2 separate regions of the Homo sapiens genome follow, and region 2 is linked to region 1. A link is a contact called in ENCODE Hi-C or POLR2A ChIA-PET data. All regions are on one chromosome and are shown on one strand. The core of a region is the stretch at or near the end of the contact, and the rest is flanking DNA. Distances in the headings are between cores, read along the strand shown.

Region 1 (7,483 bases), core at 3,117-5,616:
CTCATGATGGTCTTGAACTCCTGGGTTCAAGTGATCCTCCCACCTTGGCCTCCAAAAGTGTTGGGATTACAGGCGTGAGCCAGCATGATAAGCCAACTATGATTTTAGATGAAACAAGATTGGCCAAGAGTTGATAAGTGCTCTAGTTTAGTGACAGGTAGACAGAGGTTCATTATATTCTTCTCTCGGGTTTGAATTTGCCATAACAATTAGAAAAAAATGTACTTCACTTATAATACAAACAAAATTCCATTTAAATATGCTGTTGAGCACAACAAAAGCTCAGGGTAAAAAAGCTATTTCTAAGTGTCAACATACTATAATAATCCTTTTTAAAATTAGTTACAATAAATCCTCTACCAGTAAGAGAACAATAAAATGTAGACGGAAGTAACCTTGTATCTGTCTACTTTATGACTTTGAATCTAAGAGGTTCATGCCAATTGTAGAATGTTTAAATAAATGTCGGAGGGAGTATATTTTAGGAGTATTCAAATATGACAGATTGAGAGGGATCAATTTATTTCACATGCCTCATTAAGAGTAAAGTTAAGGCCTGGTGCGGTGGCTCACACCTGTAATCCCAGCACTTTGGGAGGCTGAGGCAGGTGGATCACAAGGTCAGAAGTTCGAGACCAGCATGGCCAACATGGTGAAACCCCGTCTCTACTAAAAATATAAAAATACAAAAATTAGCCAGGCATAGTGGCGTGCGCCTGGAATCCCAGCTACTCGGGAGGCTGAGGTAGGAGAATAGCTTGAACCCGGGAGGCGGAGGTTGCAGCGAGCCAAGATCCCGCCACTGTGCTCCAGCCTGGGTCAGAGCAAGACTCCATCTCAAAAAAAAAAAAAAAAAAAAAAAAAAAAGAATAAAAAGAACCCGAGTCTGCTGTCTCTAAAATTTATGCTCTTTTAGCTGCATCATTAATCATCCTCTTAATTCATTCTCTGACCCCATCTAGGTAATGAACCTACACTTAGAAAAAAATCAAGTTGTCTTGAGCTGTGCCATTTCATAACCCTCTTCGTAAGTCCCATATAGCTCATCTTACTCCACAAATACAGAAACACATGGGGCTTTCCCTCTAGTTTTTTTTTTTTTTTTTTTTCAGACGGAGTCTCGATCTGTCGTCCAGGCTGGAGTGTAGTGGTGCGATCTTGGCTCACTGCAACCTCTGCTTCCCAGGTTCAAGCCATTCTCCTGCCTCAGCCTCCCAAGTAGCTGGGACTATAGGCGCTTGCCACCTCGCCCCCCTAATTTTTGTACTTTTAGTAGAGACGTGGTTTCACCATACTGGCCAGGCTGGTCCCGAACTCCCGACCTTGTGATCTGCCTGCCTTGGCCTCCCAAAGTGCTGGGATTATAGGTGTAAGCCACTGCACCTGGCCTTCCTCCAGTTTTTTACAAAGCATCTAAACAAGCATTGTCTAATAGGAATATAATGTGAGTCACATATGTAATTTTAAATTTTCTATTCATTTTGCTTTTTTTTTTGAGGAAGAGTCTCGCTCTGTTGCCCAGGCTGGAGTACAGTGGGATGATCTTGGCTCACTGCAACCCCCGCCTACCAGATTCAAGCAATTCTCTGCCTCAGTCTCCCAAGTAGCTGGGATTACAGGCGCCCGCCACCACGCCCAGCTAATTTTTGTATTTCTAGTAGAAACAGTTTCACTATCTTGGCTAGGCTGGTCTTGAACTCCTGACCTCGTGATCCATCCGCCTTGGCCTCCCAAAGTGCTGGGATTACATGCATCAGCCACGGCGCCTGGCCTAATTTTGCTTTAAAAAATAAAATAAAAACAGGTGAAATTAGTTTTTAAATATTTTATTTAACCCAATATATCAAAAATGTCATTTCACCATGTAATCAATTTTTTTTTTTAAGACAGAGTTTCGCTCTCGTTGCCCAGGCTGGAGTGCAATGGCGTGAACTCGGCTCACCACAACCTCCACCTCCCGGGTTCAAGCGATTCTCCCTCCTCAGCCTCCTGGGATTACAGCCTAGCTGGGATTACAGGCATGTGCCACCATGCCCGGCTAATTTTGTATTTTTAGTAGAGACAGGGTTTCTCCATTTTGGTCAGGCTGGTCTCGAACTCCCGACCTCTGGTGATCTGCCTGTCATGGCCTCCCAAAAGTGCTGGGATTATAGGCGTAAGCCACCGCTCCCAGCCGTAATCAGTATTTTTTTTTTTTTTTTTTTGATACGGAGTCTGTCGCCCAGGCTGGAATGCAGTGGCGCAATCTCGGTCACTGCAAGCTCCGCCTCCCGGGTTCACGCCATTCTCCTGCCTCAGTCTCCTGAGTAGCTGGGACTACAGGCGCCCGCCACTATGCCTGGCTAATTTTTTGTATTTTTAGTAGAGACACGGTTTCACCGTGTTAGTCAGGATGGTCTCGATTTCCTGACCTTGTGATCCGCCCGCCTCGGCCTCCCAAAGTGCTGTGATTACAGGTGTGAGCCACCACGCCCGGCCCGTAATCAGTATTTGTAAATGATTAATTTTTCTGTACTAAGTCTTTGAAATCCAGTGTGTATTCTGTGTTCACAGCATATCTCAATGCAGATTTAATAATATATAATAGCTACATATGACTAGTGATTACAGTATAGGACAGCACGGGTCTAGATTCATTAGCCTCCTCTCCAAGAGCACATTCAGGAACCTTCTGCCTCTGGCCCCAGAATACACCCAATTCCAAGCAGGCAATTGCTCCTTCTTGCTTTGTCCCCTTTGGGTGGGAAGGGGACTCCTATAGCGATAGGGAGTGTCTTTTATTCAGGAAAAAGAAAGGGAGCTGTGGGTCTAACTCCGTTTTTGAAGTTTGTCCAAGCTGCAGAAATCTTCCTGGTTACTGGACAAAGCAACTAAGAATTCCTATATTTTAACCGTAACGTTGAATCAAACTGGTCAGAATGAAATGAATTGTCTCAATGTTAAAGCCAAAACTCAAAATTGAGGAGCCTTGCAATACCAAATTCACTGACTACTTTATTGTCACTTGTAAATCATAGTACAGGCAGGTCGCAAAGTTTACCAGGCAGTATTCAAGTACATAACATTCTAGTTGTGTTTTTCTCCAGTTTCTGGGGTTACTGAAGAATTAGCCCTGGCATAGCTTATTACAAACTAACCATAATCGCAAACTTAAAAGTTCTAATATCAAGCGTGGGCAACATACTAAGGCCTCTACAAAAAATTTAAAAATTAGCCGGGAGTGGTGCTGTGTGCCTGTAGTCCCAGCTACTCCGGAGGGTGAGGTTGGGAGGATAGCTTGAGCCAGGAAGGTAGGGGCTGTAGTGAGCTATGAGCGCACCAGTGCACTCCAGCCTGGGCGAGAGCAAGACCCTGTATCAAAAAGTTCTAATATCTAAAAGGATTGTAGTTTATAGTATGTTATTCTCACTGTAAACCAAAAGGTTATTTTTTTCTTTTGTCCACTACTAGATACATCTTTCTTAGCCTCACTTCACTTGTACAAGCCACCTGGGAGAAGTGGCCCTCAGGAAGATCCTAAAACCAATACACAAATACAACTTTTTCATTTCATTAATACATCAAGTTCATATAAGAGTCAAACAGGTAAAAGCAGCATCCCAAACTGTTTTCTCCTCGTACATGTCAGTTCCACGATCCTCAGTCTCATAAAGTCAGGGACTAGAGACCAATGTAATTATCAATACGTACCTGCCTTTGAGTGAACCTTCAATGCCAACTAGGAAGGGCGCTTCCAAAACGACGTTATTTGTAACTCCTAGGAAGACAAACACGGGTCAGAACCCATACTCTGCGGGCCTTGAAATGGAAAATCTCTCCTCTAGACAGACTCATCCTGGCCGTAAATATCAGGAGACTCCCCGATTCCCTGCCCCATCCCCAGGCCAAGGAGTTATTTGCTTCCAACTTTTCATCCCGTTTTCTTCCCCAGGTGGTTCTCCGCCACCCGGTGGAGAAAGCGGGAACACCCTCTCGGGCTAGCCTCTGCCTTTCCCGAACGCTTCACTGCACTCACTGGAGAAGACCACGGCCCCGAGGGACCGCGACAGGTCCCAGGCGAGGTGCACCGAGTCGGCGAGCACTGCGTGACACTGTGCGCACTGGAACACAGCGCACCTCTCAGGCTGCAGCCAAGACGGCAGCTGCGGGCCGGCGGCTGGCTCCTCAGCCCCCAGCCCTGCGGGGCCGAGCGGCGAGGACCCCTTCACCACCTGCGTATCCCACTCCATGGAGGTCGTAAAAGAAGCTTGGTCAATCGCCCTCTCAGTGCCACCACAAAAGTCCCCCCGGGGCGGCGTTGCACAACGTGAGCGATGCCGCAGCGGCTGAGCCGCCATCTTCCCGCAGCCGGCGCCTTCCTTTCGAATACACGCCAGGCCCCGCCCCAAGCACAGCTCCTGCGTCCTCATTGGACATCATGGGCAATCCAAGCACTGGAGTCCGAGTCCGCGCACTCGTTACCTGAACAGGCGTTACAGGCCCTTTGGCGCCTGCGTATTCGTGAAGTGTGAAAAAAGCGCGCCTCTGTTGGGACGGGAAATCAGCCTTTCTATTGGTCAGGGTTAGAAACCCCGCCTTTGAGGCATTTTCAACCAATGGAAGCGCGGCATTCTTCATTTAAACTGTCTATAAATTTCTGCCTAGTCAAAGTTAAGAGTGGCGCCAGGGATTTGAACCGCGCTGACGAAGTTTGGTGATCCATCTTCCGAGTATCGCCGGGATTTCGAATCGCGATGATCATCCCCTCTCTAGAGGAGCTGGACTCCCTCAAGTACAGTGACCTGCAGAACTTAGCCAAGAGTCTGGGTCTCCGGGCCAACCTGAGGGTACGGCGCTGGCGGTGCGGGTCCCTGGGCGGGCGCGGCGGGAATAGCGGCCTCGGGGAGATGCGGTGCGAAGGGACCGAGAGGGAAGCCCGGGACTGAGGCAGCTCTCCCTGCCCCTCGGGCAGTAGATGTGGTTCACGGTAGTCCCAGTTAGAACTCTGATAAACGGAAGAGGAACTGTAGTTTTCACCTCATTTTGAAGCTGGCTTGTCTGGGTGCTCACATGATAAGCTCTATTCCGAGGGATGGTTTATTGTTTTTTGTTTTGTTTTGTTTTGAAATTACTGTATACCTCTCAGGGCGTCGATTACGAAACTCAGGCCCAGAAAGCACAAGGGGTGTCGTTAATCGTTAGACAATTAAGTAAATAATTGGCTCAGCTTCTGGAAAACCCCAAACAGACTCCAGTGATTTGTAATATTGCCGATAATCTCTTGATACTTTATTGATGGACCTGTCAGAAAAAAAAAATCGACTTTTAGGGGAGCACCTCCTTGGGTAAATTTTTATTGATGACTGTTGGGTTGATGGTCTCTATCAAAACCAGTAAGGTCTTTGACTCCGAGGCTACAAGATGTTTGGAGAGTTGGCCCGGCGCTGTGGCTCACGCCTGTAATCCCAGCACTTTGGGAGGTCGAGGCAGGCGGATCACCTGAGGTCAGGAGTTCGAGACCAGCCTGGCCCTTAAAAAATTAGCCGGGCGTGGTGGCACACGCCTGTGATCCAAGCTTTTTGCCTGTGATCCCAGCTACTTGGGAGGCTGAGGCAGAAGAATCGCTTGAACCTGGGAAGCCGAGGTGGCAGTGAGCCAAGATCGCACCACTGCACTCCAACTTCGGTGACAGAGAGAGACTCAGTCTCAAACAAAACAAAAACAAACAAAAAACCCAAGATGTTAGAAGAAGATTTGGGGATTTAATGTAGGATAGCGGTTTTATATATTTTGTTAATAGTTGAGACTTCCCACATAATACTGCTATATACTCTGGAGGTTTCTCCTGCAGGCTGTGATACTGACAGTGAGTAAATGCTTAAATCAATCGTCACAATTTTTTTTTTATTTGTTTGTTTGTTTGTTTTTTCTTTGAGACGGAGTCTTGCTCTGTCGCCCAGGCTGGAGTGCAGTGGCGCCATCTCGGCTCACCGCAACCTCCGCCTCCTGGGTTCAAGCGATTCTCCTGCCTCAGCCTCCTGAGTAGCTGGGATTACAGGCGCGTGTCACCACGCCTGGCTAATTTTTGTATTTTTAGTAGAGATGGGGTTTCACCATGTTGGTCAGGCTGGTCTCGAACTCCTGACTTCCTGATCCGCCCGCCTCAGCCCCCAAAGTACTGGGATTACAGGCGTGAGCCACCCCACCCGACCTAAATTGTTTAAACAAAATAATCAGGGCCTAAGTGCCTGTTGGGGCTGAATGACCAAAGGGTTTTCCTTGGGGATATTTCTGGGCTGTAGTGGTTAGTGGCTCCTCTATACTTCGTAAACAAAGCCTTAATATCTCAGCCTAAATTCCTTAGGCTTTTTTGCTGCCTAGCTAGAATCTTTTATCCAAGGCTGCATCCCTGAACACTTGGCACTTTTATCTATCTTTGTCCCATTGCTCATTTTGACCCTCTAGCCTCAGATCACCTTCTTTCTCCTTTATCTGCCTGGCTGTGTGTGTGTGTGTGTATTTTTAGTAGAGATAGGGTTTCACCATCTTGCCCAGGCTGGTCTTGAACTCCTGGGCTCAAGCGATCCTCCCGCCACGGCCTCCCGAAGTCCTGGGATTACAGGCGTGACCCACCACGCCTGGCCCATATCAAGTATTTATATGTGAATCAAGTATTTATAGGTGAAATGTTATGATACCTGTAAAATTTGCTGTAAAATACTCAAGGAAAAAGAGAGGGAAACTAGATGAAGTAAGAACAGAAGAATGTTAATAATTACTGAAACTGGAGATAGGTACATGGGGGGATTGCACTATTCTCTCTACTTTTTTAGGTTTGAAATTTTCCATAATAAGATGTTTTAAATTATTAACTTGGTACAACCTAAGAGCTCATTAAGTCAATTGCCTTTTGAAATTTTAGTACATAGCAAAAAAATTAATAAATTGCTCTGAGAAATTATCAAGATTTGATTAAAATGAAACACTACAATTTAAATAAATTTTACTAGCATAAATATACTAGTATAATTATGCTAATAAAATTTATAATTTATACTAGTATATACTATATATATTATTACTAGTATAAATATATAATATATATACTAGTATATATAAATATACTAGGATACTAAATATACTAAATACACTAAAATAAACTAAATATATAAATATACTATATATACTAAATATACTATATTAATATACTATATGTACTAGATAAATATACTATAAATATACTATATAAATATACTAAATTTACATATTTAGTATTTAGTGTGTATTAGTATATATATTTAGTATAGATATACTATATACTAAATATACTATATATACTAATATGTATACTAAATATATTTAATATACTAAATATATTATACTATAAATAAATATAAATACTATACTTAATATACTATATACTAAATATACTATATATAAATATATTAAATATATAAATATACTAAATATAAATATACTAAATATAGTATGTATGTTTAGTATA
Region 2 (7,483 bases), core at 2,882-5,381, 950 kb before region 1:
GTAACTTCCTGTCAATTATAACGATTCCAAAATAAAGAATTTAAAAGTGTTTTTAAAATTAAAAAAAAAAAGTCTGAGATGGAAAATCACTGAATGGAATTAACAACAGTTTAGACGTTGCAGAAAAAACAGTAGTGCACTTGAAGACATAACAATAGAAATTATCCAAAAAACACCAAGAGAAAGAATTTTAGAAATGAATACAAAGGGCTAGGCGCAGTGGCTCATGCCTGTAATCCCAACACTTTGGGAGGCTGAGGCGGGCGGATCACCTGAGGTCAGGAGTTCGAGACCACCCTGGCCAACATGGTGAAACCCTGTCTCTGCTAAAAATACAAAAATTAGCCTGGTGTGGTGGTGCATGCCTGTAATCCCAGCTACTCAGGAGGCTGAGGCAGGAGAATCGCTTGAGTACGGGAGACAGAGGTTGCAATGAGCCGAGATGGCACCACTGCACTCCAGCCTGGGCAAAAGAATGAGACTCCATCTCAAAAAAAAAAAAAAAAAGAAAAAAGAAAAGAATACAAAGTATACACAATGTGACCAGGTGGGTGGCTCATGCCTGTAATCTCAGCACTTTGGGAGGCCAAGGTGGGAGAATCAGTTGAGGCCAGGAGCTCCCGACCAGCCTGGGCAACATAGCAAGACTTCATCTCCACAAAAAAATTTTAAAATTAGCCAGGCATGGTGGCACGTGCCTATAGCCCCAACTACTTGGGACGCTGAGGCAGGAAGATCGCTTGAGCCCAAGAGTTGAAGGCTGCAGTGAGCTATGATCGCACAACTGCACTCCAGCCTGGGAAACCAAGCGAGACCGTATCTCAAAAAAAAAGAAAAAAAGTATACACAATATACAACAGGCAGAAAGTATGTCCTTTACAATGATTTAAAGTTATGAAAAAAATTTAAGCCAGGTGAGATAGTGCATGCCTACAGTCTTGGCTACTTAGGAGGCTGAAGTGAGAGGATGGCTTGAGTCCAGAAGTTCAAGGCTACAGTACGCTATCTATGATCACACCTGTGAATAGCCACTGCACTCTAGCCTGGGTGACATAGCAAGATCCTGCCTCTAAAAAAATAAAAATAAAAGTAAACTTAAATTTTAGGTATCAAGTGAAAACAGGCAAGAGGGTTTTTTTATTTTTTTATTTTGTGGGGGCGCATGAATAAAGGAATTTAAAGATGCTACTCTGGATCCCATCTTCCTTCTTCCTTGCTCCTGAGTATCCTTTCCCTCTGTTCTGCTGGCTCGTTCCTATCAGCACACATATCCACAGCTTTAAGGAAAGCTTCCTTTGACCCCCATAACCCATCTCCAGTTACTGCCCAGTTGCTCTGCTCTTTTTGCAACAGACGCCTGGAGTTCTGCCATCTCTGCTTCCTCATCTCCCACGTACTCTTCAACCCATGCCCATGTGACTGCCACTCCAAACGCTCCACCAGCATTCCTCTTGCTAGACTCATCATGACTTCTCTGTTGCTAAATTCATTGGATGCTTTTCGTTCTCATTCTGCTTGCCCTTTCAACTATTTTCAATAGTTCACCACTCCCTCCTTCAGCAGCTTGCCACTTCCTCCTTGGATTTTGGAACACCACCCTTTTTTGTTTTCTTCTCACCTCTCTGGCACTTCTTTATCAGGTTTCTTGGCAAGCACCTTATTACCATTGCAACTTTTAAATGCAGGTGTCCCTGTCCTTGGCCCAAAGGCTCTCTGCACACTTCTTCTCTTGAGCTCATCAAATATCAAGGTTTTATTTTATTTTTTATTTTATTTTGTTTGAGACAGAGTCTCGCTCTGTCACCCAGGCTGGAGTACAGTGGCACCATCTCGGCTCACTGCAACCTCCACCTCTGAGGTTCAAGTCATTCTCCTGCCTTAGCCTCCCAAGTAGCTGGGATTACAGGCATGCACCACCATGCCTGGCTAGTTTTTTGTATTTTTAGTAGAGATGGAGTTTCACCATGTTGGCCAGGCTGGTTTCGAATTTCTGGCCTTAAGTGATCCCACCTCAGCCTCCCAAAGTGCTGGGATTACAGGTGTGAGCCACTGTGCCTGGCCATTTTTTTGTATTTTTAGCAGAGACGGGGTTTCATCATGTTGGCCAGGCTGGTCTCGAACTCCTAAATATCAAGATTTTAAGTACATTCATATGTCAACAACTCCCAAGGGTGTATCTCCAATCCAGGCTCTCTTCTGGGCTCAGGGCCTGTATTTCCAATTGCCTACTTGACCACTCCACCGGAATGCCTCAAAGATATGTCGAGGTTTTCCACGTTCAAAACCCAACTCTCAATCTCCCCCAGCAGAAAATAGTGACTCTATCCACACAATTATTCAAGCCCAATTATTCGAAAAGAAAAAGGACTGGGCGTGGTGGCTCACGCCTGTAATCCCAGTACTTTGGGAGGCCGAAGCGAGCAGATCACCTGAGGTCAGGAGTTTGAGACCAGTCTGGCCAACATGGTGAAACCCCGTCTCTACTAAAAATATAAAAAATTAGCCAAGCGTGGTGGTGGCACTGTAGACCCAGCTACTCGGGAGACTGAGGCAGGAGAATCGCTTTAACTCAGGAGGCGGAGGTTGCAGTGAGCCGAGATCGTGCCACTGCACTCCAGCCTGGGCAACAGAGTGAGACTCCGTCTCCAAAAAAAAAAAGAAAGAAAAGAATATATATATAAAGTATATATAAATTGAGCCAGGTACAGTGGCTCATGCCTGTAATTCCAACACTTTGGGAGGCTGAAGTGGGAGGATCATTTGAGGCCAGGGGTTTAAGACCAGCCTGGGCATCATAGCAGGACCCCATCTCTACAAAAATTAGCTGGGTCTGGTGGCAGGCACCTTTAGTCTTAGCTACTCAGGAGGCCGAGGTGGGAGGATCTCCTGAGCCCAGGAGTTCAAGGTTGCAGTGAACTATGATTGCACTCCAGCCTGGGCAACAGAGTGAGACCCTGTCTCAAAAAATAATAATAAAATAAAATAAAATATAAATTGGATGACACTCTCCTGCTATAATACTTCAGTGGCTTTCCATTACTTTTAGATAAAATCTAATCTCTATACCTTGGCCTGTAAAATCTGTCTTTTGACTGCTTATTTCTCCAGCTTTATCTGTACCACTCTCTTCCTATCTTTCTGTGCCTATAGAAGAACCCATTTCTGCCTTGGGACTTTGCATTTTCCCCTTTCCCCAATGAAATTAACTCCCTCTCCTTCCTTAATCAAACATCATCTCAGAGAGGTCTTCCCTGAGCCCCCAATATAATCTAAGTTTCCCTGCTTTTCTATCTTATACGATTTTGTACTTTTTCTTCATAGTGTGTGTGTTTTGGTTTGATTTTTGAGATCACGCTCTGTCACCCAGGGTGAAGTGCAGTGGCGCGATCTCCGCTCACTGCAACCTCTGCCCCGCCCAGGGTCACATAATTCCCCCACCTCAGCCTCCAGGGTAGCTGGGACTACAGGAGCATGCCACGACACCTGGCTAATTTCTGTATTTTTTGTAGAGACGGGGTTGCACCATGTCGCCCAGGGTGGTCTCAAACTCCTGGACTCAAGCAATTCACCCGCCTCCACCTCCCAAAGTGCTATAATTACAGCTGTGAGCCACTGTGCCCAGCCTTCTTCACAATTTCACCACAATCCGTAAATATATATTTATTTATGTGATTATTTGTTCACTGTCTGTTTTCTAAGTTGTAAACTCCAGGAGGGCAGAGCCAAGGTCAATCTTGATATTTGCCCTCCCTCACTCCCTTCCACCCACTGAGAACACTGTTGGGTAATCAGCAGGTACTCAATAAATGCCAGATGAAATGAATGAGCTAGTGCATTTAGTAATGGAAGCTACCCTGTTTATTGGGAGTAGCTTTGAATCACTACTGAAAATCTGGATAAGTGCTATTAAAATTAGGACCTCAGGTAGGTGCCTCAGGTATCTCAGCCCATAGGTCCTTTTCTTCAAGCCTCACCTGCCACTCTCCACCTGTAACGTGTAGTTTTCATCCAAATAACCTGTGCTCCTGGCAATATCCCTAACAATCCCAAACTAAATAAAGAGGATTGTGACATGGACCCTAAATGTCGCCACGTTTGCGTCTCCATCCCGGAATATGACGCTGGTAGCTCATTAGCTCCATTCAAGCCTACAAATTGCATCACCCTCCTCCTCTGCCCAGACCTGGGGGCTCCAACACCTTTCGCTAGGTCTGGCTCTGGCCTCTGAGCGAACCTTCCGTACAGTATGGCGGCTCCCGAAGCCCCGCCCCTGGACAGAGTTTTCCGTACAACATGGCTGTCTACAGAGTGCGATTCCCACCCACTTCCGCCTAGCTACCGGAAGTTTCTATTTGAAACCCAGGCGGCCGACTTAGCCGGTGGCACGACAGTTGCTGCAGGGAATCTTTTAAACGAGAGCGAGAAGGACTGCGGGCAGGACCGGCGGGCTCCTGGGTTCGGCTCTCCCGGGGCGAGGGACTGGGCTGGATGGGAGGAAGGACGGAATGAGCTGGGAAAGGAGGATTTTCTCTTTTCCAACCCCGAGCCGGGGCCTGTCGGGTCGCGCTATCCCCGGGCCCTCCACTCTCTCGGGCCCAGTGGCCCAGCGCTGGGTAACATTCATCCTGTACCTTCCAGGGTTCAGCCGTGCCGCCTCGTTACGATGACCAGTGTGGTTAAGACAGTGTATAGCCTGCAGCCCCCCTCTGCGCTGAGCGGCGGCCAGCCGGCAGGTGAGGGTCCAAGCCACGCCCGGGGCACTGCGGCCTGGCCGGGGATGGTCTCGGGAGTGTGGAGATCGAATGGGTGGCGCGGGCACGGGGAAGGGCGTCCCGTCGGCCCTGAAAACCTGTGAGCCCCCTATAACCAGGCTATGTAGGTTTATGATGGGAGTTAAGGGAAGGACCATGTGGTAGGATTTTAGACGTGCTCTGCACTTTTCTGCCCGCATGTGTACTGTATTCATCAGTTAGATTCAAGTTGTTGGTTATTGTACAATGTTATTCCCATTAAGCTAGGAATCCCCTTCTAATCGGTTATCGTCTTATTTCCAGACTTGGGCTATCTTGAGGGATTGGGTTTGTTTTCAGGGAGGAAAGAGGAGAATCATTTGAGAAGTGGGATACTTAGGGTTCTTTGTTCACCTTTATATCTGCACCGTGTTTCTCATTACCACATTCTCAATACACGTTTGTTGAGTGAAGTGGGAGAGAGGGGTTAGACCTAGGCACAGTATTTGAGAAACTTGGGCGAAGAGAGAGACATGATTAAAAATAGTTTTTAATTGCTTTGCCATCTGCTTTGTGTTGCTTTGCTTGTGGTTGAAAGTCATCTCATGGGGTCTGCAGTCGGGGAACTGCCTAATCTAGAGATTATAGTACAGAGTAAGCTTCAGACATCAGAAAACTGTTGTGGGAGATTATGGAGTAGCTATTTATGATCCCTTCCCAGATGATTCCACTCAGCTGGTACATAAACCTTGGCAAGATGGAGCGCTGAAGTGGCCAGGCACGGTGGCTCACGCCTGTAATCCCAGCACTTTGGGAGGGCGAGGTGGGCAGATCACGAGGTCAGGAGATGGAGACCATCCTGGCTAACACGGTGAAGCACCGTCTCTACTAAAAAATACAAAAACTTAGCCGGGCGTGGTGGCGGGCGCCTGTAGTCCCAGCTACTTGGGAGGCTGAGGCAGGAGAATGGCGTGAACCCGGGAGGCGGAGCTTGCAGTGAGCCGATATTGCGCCACTGCACTCCAGCCTGGGCGACAGAGCGAGACTCCGTCTCAAAAAAAAAAAGATTGAGCTCTGAAGTAAATAGGCTTTTCTCCAAAGGCTTAATGGGTTGTTTGTTGTCTTGTGTTGCCGCAGAACACCTGAATGGTAATCCTGGCACCAGCGGGGACTAGGAGTTGCTGGAAGAACTGGAGCCAGGTCTCTCAGCTGCTGTGTCTTTCCCTTAGATGCGGTGCCCCTGAGTCAGTGGGCAGTGACTAGCTCTCTCAGCCAAGTTGGAAGTGTTCATCTCTTTGATTTCTATCTCTGTCCCAGCTTTATGATCATATGTAACTGGAACAGTTTCAAATTTTTAGGCTGCCTCCCAGGATTTTTGTTTTGATTTTGAGCGTGGGCTGGATAAGTAATATATGCACATGTGAAAAAAAAAAAGGTGGAAAACCATATACAATGATAAACAAGTTTCCTTCCCTTCCTTGACACCAGCCATCCAGTTCCTCTCCCAGTGTCTCCCATTTTTAAGAGACAGCTTTGTTAAATCCTACTGAATTTTTCCTACAGTGCAATCCTAGATTTTAGCAAATACAAATTATTGGAACCAATTCTAGTCAATGAAGAGTGTTAATTTTGATCAATTGACTGTTAACTCCATTTTACATGGAGTAGATTTGTTATTGTTTAAAACTTACTAATACTTGAGAGAGGAGAAGATGATATTCCTCCAAGATTACCTTTTTCTTCAGACAGACACCTCAGAAAGAACCCTTTTAATACTTCATTTGTACTGCATTTCTTCAATTTGATTTGATTGTAATGGCTCTTAAGTTAGGTCAAACTTAAAGGGGCCATTTTACAGTGAACAAAGTGAGAGTAAGTCCAGAAAAGCCTGCATGTGAGGGTGGGGGTGCTTAACTCCAGATAAGTTACTTGAATTTGCTGTAGAACACAAATGATAGATTGTGTGGTTGCGGGGCTGGCACAAGGATAGAGGAAAATGCTCTCCTTTGGGGAAGAAGAGTGTTATGGCAGGGCCATTTCTCTGGTTATCTGGCAAGAAGATCAGATTAGAATGCCTAATAGGGAAACTCTAAACTTAACAAAGGGTAAACAAAAGGGCTAGTGGTAGAGGCAGGCAGCATGGAAGAGGAAGGGACCAGACAGGTGGTTTAGAGATGGTCTGTGAAACAACCCATGGAACTGTGAAGTGTTTCATTTATTCAACAAGCAGTTATTGAACCCCTGTTCATATGCCAGATACTTTCCTAGGTGATGGGGACACAAAGATGCCTTAGAATGGTTAGGAAGACATTCTAGTAAAAACAACGAAGTAACGGTTTAAAAAAACTCAGAGCAGCTCAGTCATGCCTTAGGAGAGTGTGCAGAGTGCTTGGAGGAGCTTAATGAGATGGTACAAGGATTCAGGCATGTTTTACCTGCTAACTTCCACCCTGCTCTCTGCTGGTGTCCATCTCCATGTTCACTTTTACAGCCTACACCTTTCAGTTCAATGAAACTTTTGGCTACCCTCAAACATGCTGTACTGTCACGTTTAAATAATTTTGGTTTTTATTGCCAATTAGCCTGGAAGTTTTATTCTTTTGAATTAATCTTCACATGTTGAAATTTGCCAGAATGAAAATAAAGATTTGGCCAGGCATCGTGGCTCACGCCAGAGTGGCCAAGGCAGGAGGATTGCTTGAGCCCAGGAGTTCGAGACCAGGCTGGGCAACATAGTGAGACCCTGTCTCTAT

What was found. Hi-C counts contacts between places; a loop is a spot of excess contacts on that map. ChIA-PET counts read pairs that join two places held with the same protein, here RNA polymerase II (POLR2A). Pooled maps may share reads with other maps.
Region 2: a pooled map shows a loop between it and region 1 (7-fold over the local background). The contact joins the promoter of KNSTRN here to the promoter of OIP5 in region 1. A Hi-C loop is called at or near these places in 4 of 50 pooled maps. POLR2A ChIA-PET finds 5 or more read pairs at or near these places in 2 of 52 experiments (activated CD4-positive, alpha-beta T cell and activated T-cell).

Annotation. Positions count from the first base shown.
Region 1 is chr15:41,328,225-41,335,707 of GRCh38, forward strand. OIP5 (Opa interacting protein 5) reads right to left here and starts at 4,367. Exons shown (of 5, transcript NM_007280.2): 1 at 4,016-4,367; 2 at 3,691-3,757. The coding sequence starts at 4,337. NUSAP1 (nucleolar and spindle associated protein 1) reads left to right here and starts at 4,657. Exons shown (of 11, transcript NM_016359.5): 1 at 4,657-4,826. The coding sequence starts at 4,734. RefSeq lists an enhancer at 4,121-4,380.
Region 2 is chr15:40,378,590-40,386,072 of GRCh38, forward strand. It overlaps KNSTRN (kinetochore localized astrin (SPAG5) binding protein), which reads left to right and starts at 4,132. Exons shown (of 9, transcript NM_033286.4): 1 at 4,132-4,455; 2 at 4,639-4,733. The coding sequence starts at 4,247. DISP2 (dispatched RND transporter family member 2) reads left to right here. Exons shown (of 8, transcript NM_033510.3): 8 at 1-32. RefSeq lists enhancers at 3,010-3,510, 4,136-4,205, 4,165-4,688, 4,454-4,623, 4,689-5,210.